Regions from separate parts of the Mus musculus genome. Here region 1 is linked to region 2. The links are chromatin contacts, found by Hi-C or POLR2A ChIA-PET in ENCODE. All regions are on one chromosome and are shown on one strand. The core of a region is the stretch at or near the end of the contact, and the rest is flanking DNA. Distances in the headings are between cores, read along the strand shown. Region 1 holds the start of Tmtc1 (transmembrane and tetratricopeptide repeat containing 1). Region 2 holds the start of Ergic2 (ERGIC and golgi 2).

Evidence for each region. Hi-C counts contacts between places; a loop is a spot of excess contacts on that map. ChIA-PET counts read pairs that join two places held with the same protein, here RNA polymerase II (POLR2A).
Region 1: a loop to region 2 is called in a map of left cerebral cortex, with 11 times the contacts of the local background. The contact joins the promoter of Tmtc1 here to the promoter of Ergic2 in region 2. A Hi-C loop is called at or near these places in 1 of 37 maps with a recorded cell type or tissue (left cerebral cortex). POLR2A ChIA-PET finds 5 or more read pairs at or near these places in 1 of 5 experiments (embryonic stem cell).

What each region holds. Positions count from the first base shown.
Region 1 is chr6:148,442,553-148,446,394 of GRCm38, reverse strand. Tmtc1 (transmembrane and tetratricopeptide repeat containing 1) reads left to right here and starts at 2,043. Exons shown (of 20, transcript NM_198967.5): 1 at 2,043-2,494. The coding sequence starts at 2,196.
Region 2 is chr6:148,210,934-148,214,345 of GRCm38, reverse strand. Ergic2 (ERGIC and golgi 2) reads left to right here and starts at 1,972. Exons shown (of 14, transcript NM_026168.4): 1 at 1,972-2,376. 4732416N19Rik (RIKEN cDNA 4732416N19 gene) reads right to left here and starts at 2,058. Exons shown (of 2, transcript NR_015615.1): 1 at 1,916-2,058.

The DNA.
Region 1 (3,842 bases), core at 794-3,293, 230 kb before region 2:
TGACTGTGTGCTTTCCCAAAGTGCAGTTTCTGTGCAGTGGATGGCTCTTACACCACTGCCAAACTGGAAAGCTCTGGGCTGAACCTTGTAAGTGAGAGACCATCTAGATTCTGAATGAACTCCAAATCCATCATTTGAAGCAGACATAGTGAAAATGTCACTGATCGCTGGAGACAGCCTGCACTGAGATGCCACATACTGAACATACATGCTAAGCTTCCTGAATGCCTCTCCCTCTCTCTAGAGTCTCATCTCGGGTTCCCTTCATTAGGATCATTGTCACTGACAACTCTGACTCTGCTTCACCTAAAATCCCAAACTGCTGTGATGAGGGGAGGTGTGCCTCTTGTGAAAGAATGCTGTGAAGAAGTGTGCTTCTTGAAGTCACTCTCCTGGGTTTAGGGTATTGTCCCTAGTTAGCTCTTGTTCACCACACACACACACACACACACACACACACACACACACACACACACACAGTACTTGAGTAGCTTTGTGTCTCTACCCTTCATTAGCACAATGTGCACCAGGTAAAACCTACATCCATTTTTTTTATTACTCTGGAGGGAGCAAAGGACACAAGTGTGTGTGGTGTGTGTGTGTGTGTGTGTGTCTGTGTCTGTGTGTCTCGGTTCAGCAGTCACTGAGGGTCAGATGTTCTAAGAAAGCTGTCATTGGGACACAAGATTTCAGCTTTGCTCCTCTCTCACCAATTTTGATTCACCAAGAAAAACCAACAATAAACAAAACATCAAAAGAGGCAAGAATGGATCCTGTCTTGGACTATGTCCCTGTTAATTTGGGAACTGCTGCATTAAGTGCTCTGGTGTTTAAATTTAAGGAGCCATCGGGAGGCTCAAAGAACAAATTCTCCTTTCCATTTCAAGTTTCTTTTCTTTCTTGTCAAAAGTTTGATGTTGTTTGGCTTTTGTTTGTTTTAATGACGACTTTATTTTGAGGTTTGGGGTCTGGATGTATGAAGTCTCAGTTAATTTCAGTAATAAAGCCATGTCCATTCACAAGTGGCCTGAAAGAACCAACGGGGCTTTTCAGTATTAGGGGAAGTCAGTGTTTTTCTGGAATACCTCATTTATTTGTTGTGATTGGCATTCAAAAGTAGAACAGTTTCGAGAAAGACAGGAAGTTTCTGAGCCAGAGGCAATGCCAAGGCAGTCCATAGTTTTAATTTGTATTTAAGGGTCAAGGCAGTCTCCCAGGAGACAATAATTATTCCCAAGAGATCCAACCAGTAAAATAGCAGGTAAAGTAGCTGGGCCTGGGCAGCTGAGGTAGGGGGTACTCTAGGATTCGAGATCAGCCTGGCTTCTGTAGCCAATGCCCAGGACTGCCTGAATGTCAGCCTAAGGCAGGGTCTCAAAACCAAAACCAAAAGAAAGCCAGAAGTAATGTGTTCAGCGCCTCCTTCATTGCTTAAGAGTTTAAGGGAAAAACAAAAGGAAGAGCTTCCCATACGGAAATAAAAATCAAAACCGGGCTTATTATAAGCAGCAGCAGAAACAGCAAGGAGGCAGTTCACAGCCGGGGATGCACCCCTGGGCTTTGGGGAAAGGACTGCTGCGCGCGTTGCGTTCCCAGGACTGGGGCATAGCACCTTGGAAGACTTTAAGCCCTGCGGGTGCTGGAGCTTGTCCCCCATCTGTCCAGCTGGTTTCGAATCGCTCACGCCTCCAGGGAGAGAGGGTGTCCGGGTCCAGACTGAGTACCTGACAAGCCTGCCGATTTGCGGCCGGGAGGCGGCGGGGACCTGCCCCTCCGCAGCTGAGACCGGCTGGGGACTGGTCTGGGAAAGCAGTTGGGCGTACCCGGTGGGACCCTGGGTGGCCTTCCCGCGTGTCCCCTCAAGCCCTGCGGCGACCCGCTAAACCTGCGCGCTCTGGCTGTCCCGGACTCAGCGCCAGCTGGTAGAGGCCAGGTGTTGGGGACCTCAGGTCCCAGGATCCAGGAGGCGGAGGCGCGCAAGCGGGCATGCGCAGAGTGGGCGGAGGCGGCGGCGATGGCCCGGGGAGGCGGGGGGATCGCTGTTTATTTGCAGCTGGGCCACCGCGGCGGCAGAGCACCGGGCGCCCGGGCGGGGACAGTGGGCGTGCGATGCCTGAGCCAAGCAGGCCGCTGCGCGCCCGGGTCCCGGCCGGGGAGGATGCGCGCTGCGCGGGAGCGGCCGTGCGGGCGGTGCGATGCTGGTGACCCGCGGGGACCGCGGCGGCGGGGAGCGCGCGCCCTCGCGGCGCCCGCGCTGCGGGCTGGTTCCAGCGGGGGCCGCGGCGCTGCTAGCTGGGGCCAGCTGCCTTTGCTACGGCCGCTCGCTGCGGGGCGAGTTTGTACACGACGATGTGTGGGCGATCGTGAACAACCCCGACGTGCGGCCCGGGACACCGCTGCGCTGGGCCATCTTCGCTAACGACTTCTGGGGCAAGGGCCTGGCGGACAGCACCAGCCACAAGTCCTATCGGCCACTGTGCGTGCTGTCCTTCAGGTGAGCCTGTGCGTCCTGGGGTCTAGACGCCTCTCCTTGGAGAAGGGATGGTACGGCGGGGACACTTCTGACAGGTCCCTCGGTACCTCCTCTAGGTTGTTCTCCCCTTTCTCTCAGTTCTACCCCTGGTCTTTTAGTCATCAGCCAGATCCTCCTGGATTTATCTTGTGTTCTGGCTGTTCAGTCTGGTCCTCTAGGTTCTACGCTTTGCATCTCTGCCCTGTTCCGTTCTCCAATCTCTGCCCCAGGTCCTCTGGGCTCTATGCTTGGCGCTCCTGATTCTATCTTAAGTGTTCTCCAGGGTCTGTCCCAGGCCCTCACAACTCTAGTATTCTGTCAGCGCAGCCCCAGATTTTCTCTGAACGAGGTTCTCTCCGCTCTGCCCCGAGATCTCGTTGCTCTGGCTGGGTTCTCTCGGGTCGGACTCTGATCCTATTGCTCCAGGCTTAGTCCTGAATCCACCTGGCTCTACCTCTGGTCATTACCCGGGACAGCTTAAGGTTCTCAAGGCTTTGCTCAGGTTCTGAAGCACTACATCGTTTTCTTCTGGCTCTGTTTTGGGTACTCTCCGCGCTACTCGGGGAGATCTCTGCTCTGCCCTATATCTTCCCAGCTAAACCTAGGTTCTCCCGCGCTTCCTGGCTGCGGAGTTGGGACCGAGTTCTGCCTGCTATGTCCCCCGGGGCTTCAAGGATGGCAGACTTCTCGCTGGAGCTTTTCCTACCCGCGATTAGCGGGTTCCAGAGGGTGGCGATGCTCCAAGTTGTCAGCTTCTCCAGGGAGGTTGTACTGCTGGGCAGATGAGGAATAAAGGGACCGGACCAGGTGGCCTACGATGCTCCTGAAGCTGCTATGCTGTGGGTGTTCCAGGTAGGAGCTAGGGAGAGGTGTCAGGCACCCTACTCTGAGCACCGGGCTTTGCGTACTGGGATGCTAATAGCCTCCCTAACCCGGGCATTTCCAGCCCCAGCCTCTGCATCCCGGGTGCTGCACCCAGCCTCCGGGACCCACACTGAGAACGTGCAAGGGCGCAGAGAGCCCCTTCCCCAGCCCCGGAACCATGACTCAGCATTTCTGGTGTGAAGTAGTGGAACCGGACTGAGAGTACGCATTTGTAGGGTGGTGTATCTGCTTGAATCCTGAGGGAAAGGACGGGTTGGAACCAAACCGATGAGCTCCATCCAGTGTAACTTTGCTCCGCGTTTGAGCTGGTGTGCGTTCAGAACACAGCAGCTCACAGGGTATTAGCTCCGTATTAACTCGTTTTCAAATCTTTGCCATAGGAACCATAGTTTATGGCACTGATCTCTGGGGACAGCTGGCAAAATAACAGTTAGCGTGAGCCTTC
Region 2 (3,412 bases), core at 723-3,222:
TAACTTTCCAAAGAAACTATAAGTTTCTACTTCACACACCTGTAATCCCTTGGGAAGCTGAGGCAGAAGATCTGCCCAAGTTCATGATCAGCCTGGGATATAGGTAAAGTCTGTCTGGGCAAATAAAAACTAGTTAATACAAAATATGAATAGAGAATTAGTAGTCACCTCTAGCTGAAGCCTGTGATAAAGAGGCTCTATGTACAGCTGAGAAGCTGGGCAACAGTTTCAGGACAAACAACACTGAGATTGGCAGCTAGGGAGAAGAAACAAACACAGAAGACTGTGATCCAATCAAATTTGAGGCTGGTGGTGATGTTCATATATAAAGAAGAATAGATTTGGGTTAGGAATAAGACATGCCGGGCGGTGGTGGCACACGCCTTTAATCCTAGCACTTGGGAGGCAGAGGCAGGCGGATTTCTGAGTTCGAGGCCAGCCTGGTCTACAGAGTGAGTTTCAGGACAGACAGGGGTACACAGAGAAACCCTGTCTCGAAAAAACAAAACAAACAACAAAAAAAGAATAAGACACAAAAGCCACTTGAGGTACATGTGAACCTTAGAGAGTAATATTAGTTTCTCTTTTGTTATTAACTAGCTAAAGCTTGTCCCCAATCTACGGAGAATTAAAAGGATGTCATAAAAATATAGTTTGAGCATTTTAACCCTACTCCTAAACCTCTCTTCAATAAATGAAACATAATGGGATGGAGTCTCTAAAAAGCAGACTGTTTCCCATATATTATGCCACCAATAATATGAAAATTAACCTATAAAGTCAGGCAGGTCTTCCTGGCAATGTAGTTCAGTGGTACAGCTTCACTTGTATCAGGCTCCAAATCTGATGCCAAGCACCAGACAAAACAACAAAACGAAGCAAAGAAAGAGAAGCATTAAAGAAAACCAGAGAAGCTAAATGATTGATTCATTGGTTAAGAAGTTTCACTCTTCGGGAAAAATTAACTTTTATGCTTGTTAGCTTTTAAAATTGTTTTTCTAAAAATAGCAGGGTCAAATTATTTAGTTTTGCTATGTTGTGAAACCCAACTCTCAGGGGGATCGTTATTACTCTAAAGGAAACGTGCCCTGGAGACAAAGGATCAGGTGTAACTAAATGAACAACAGTCCTGCCTTTATCCAAGCTACAGCCTATACACTGTAGACCTGGGTATGGAGACGACAGGGAGGAGCTGCCGATAGATTACAAGTGAGGTAAGTTTGCATTTTAGACATGTATCAACACATTATTATGCCCATTTGACAGATGAGGGGATAGAGATACAAAGAAATGCAATATGCTCAAAGTCACGATATTAACAAGTTAGATTGGATATTTAATTTAGGTAATCTTGGCTTGAGGCTGTGTTTATTATCCACGAACCTTAAGTCAAATAGGAATTTATGATTAATTGGAGTAGTCTTGAAAGTCTGGAGATTAAATTGCCACCAGAGTGCATGCATTTGTCCTTGGTTTGAAGGATGAGGGTCTCTTTTCAGTAAAGGAGTATACACACAGTCAATCTGTAGTCAAGATCTCCCAGCCTGTTTCTCTTTGACAGCTCTTAACTACTCTTTACCTCCCTCTTAAAACTCAAACCCTTACCTACTAACCAAGTAAATAGTGGTATTTCTTGGCAATAGTATTGTGAAGATTAGAGAAAACAGTGCTTTCTGTGTAGACATTCGTCATAAGTACGCTTTCCTTAAAACTGTTTTTAAACCACAACGCGTGCCTGTAAAATTTGGTAGCAAATGGGTAGGACGGGAGCTTGAGTGGGTTCCTCTCCAGCATTTCGGAGCCAACTTTTTTTCCAAAGCCCCTCTATTCCGTCCTGTGCTGTGAAGGGCCATGAGCACACACTGTCGGGCTTTCTTGCGTAGCTTACTTTTAGGGAATCCTTAAGCACACTGACCGAATAATCGAAACCGTTCTCCACGCCCGACAAGGGAGGTTTAGGTGTTGTAGACCGGAATAAATGAAGACGCAAAGCCGGAGGCCTCTCAACCACCTGAGCTGCAGTGTGGCCGGCGCCTTAAGGTGGCTGGTGATCACTTCCGGTCTGTAGTGCGGAGCGCCGTTCCAGTCGGTTTGTCTCGGGGTCAGGCGGAAGGTAACTTCCCCTTCCTGGAAAGGGACCGGCCTCCTATTTTCACTTAGTTTCCACGTAGCCACGCCCCTTTCAGGTTGACCGCGCCGCTTGATTAGATCACATACCGTCAACGCGGAAAGTATCGCGAGTTCTCCATTTGCGCTCCCTTCGGACATGGTCAGCCGTGAGAGTTGCTCTTGTTCTCGCGAGATCTTCGTGTGCGCCGGGCTCGGGCGACCCGGGCTTCTGTGAAACATGGCGGTCGGCTGGGACCGTACCACTAGGTAAGACGCTAAAACCCTGCCGGGGCCGTTTCCTTCGGCGGTTACGGGCGGACGGGGACCTGGGCGCGGCTGAGGGGGCTCCCAGGCCTGGCACTGGCCTGTACTCGTCGCGGCTCTGCGGAGCAGCTGGCCGCGGAGCCGCTCCGCTGCCCGGGGGCGTTCCTGCCGAGTGCCGCCGGCGTCCGCGCCCGCGGCCAGGGAGCTTCGGTGATCGGCCGCGCCCTTCGTTGTCTCGTCCAGGCTGTCGTGGACAGCAGCGACCCTGCCAGCACCGTGGTCACTCTCGCCGTAAATTAAAAGCCGGGCCTAGAGAGGGGCCGGGGCGGGCGCAGACGCCGAGGCAGGTGGTGTGTGTGTGTCCCGTTTGTCAGCTGTTGACCCATCCAGGGGATGACGGCTCAGCTCCTGATACGGGACCGCCGTGGGTATCGTAGACGAGATCTCGGAGATCTACGGGCAAACGTGTCATTAACTTTAGGCGTGCAATTCGGTGCCCTAGGCTATAGGCAAGTAACAGCTGTTTCGGTGTTTCGAGATAGGCTTTCGTTCGGAAGCAATTAAAGATAGTTAAATTAGGCATTCTTCATTGGTTTGAAGTTGTAATTCCGAATTTCACTTCTCCAACCTCCAGTGTACGTCCGTACCTAAAGAAACGAGTGTGCTGCTGCCTTGCGGAAGGTCTCTTTGCCTACCTTTCTTATTAGTTAACCTTAAGTTACTATTCCAGCTTGTAGAGGAAGATCCTGAGAAATAGAAATTCCATGCTTTTGTAGTGAGGGTCCTGGGAAGCAGCTTTCTTTCAGATAGTAAACTTGACTGCTTTGCTGAGTATTACACCTGATTTCACTTCGGAGGTACACATTAAAGAAACATGGCAAGTTAGAGGACTTCTGAAAGGAAGTCACTGTAGTCTAGAACATGAACAACAAAGATTTACAAAACAGCATTTATTTTCACCAGGGTTTGCCATTTAAATAATTCATTTTTAAACAGAAGTTGGTTTTAGACTGTGTGTGCTACAAATTCTTTTTAATAG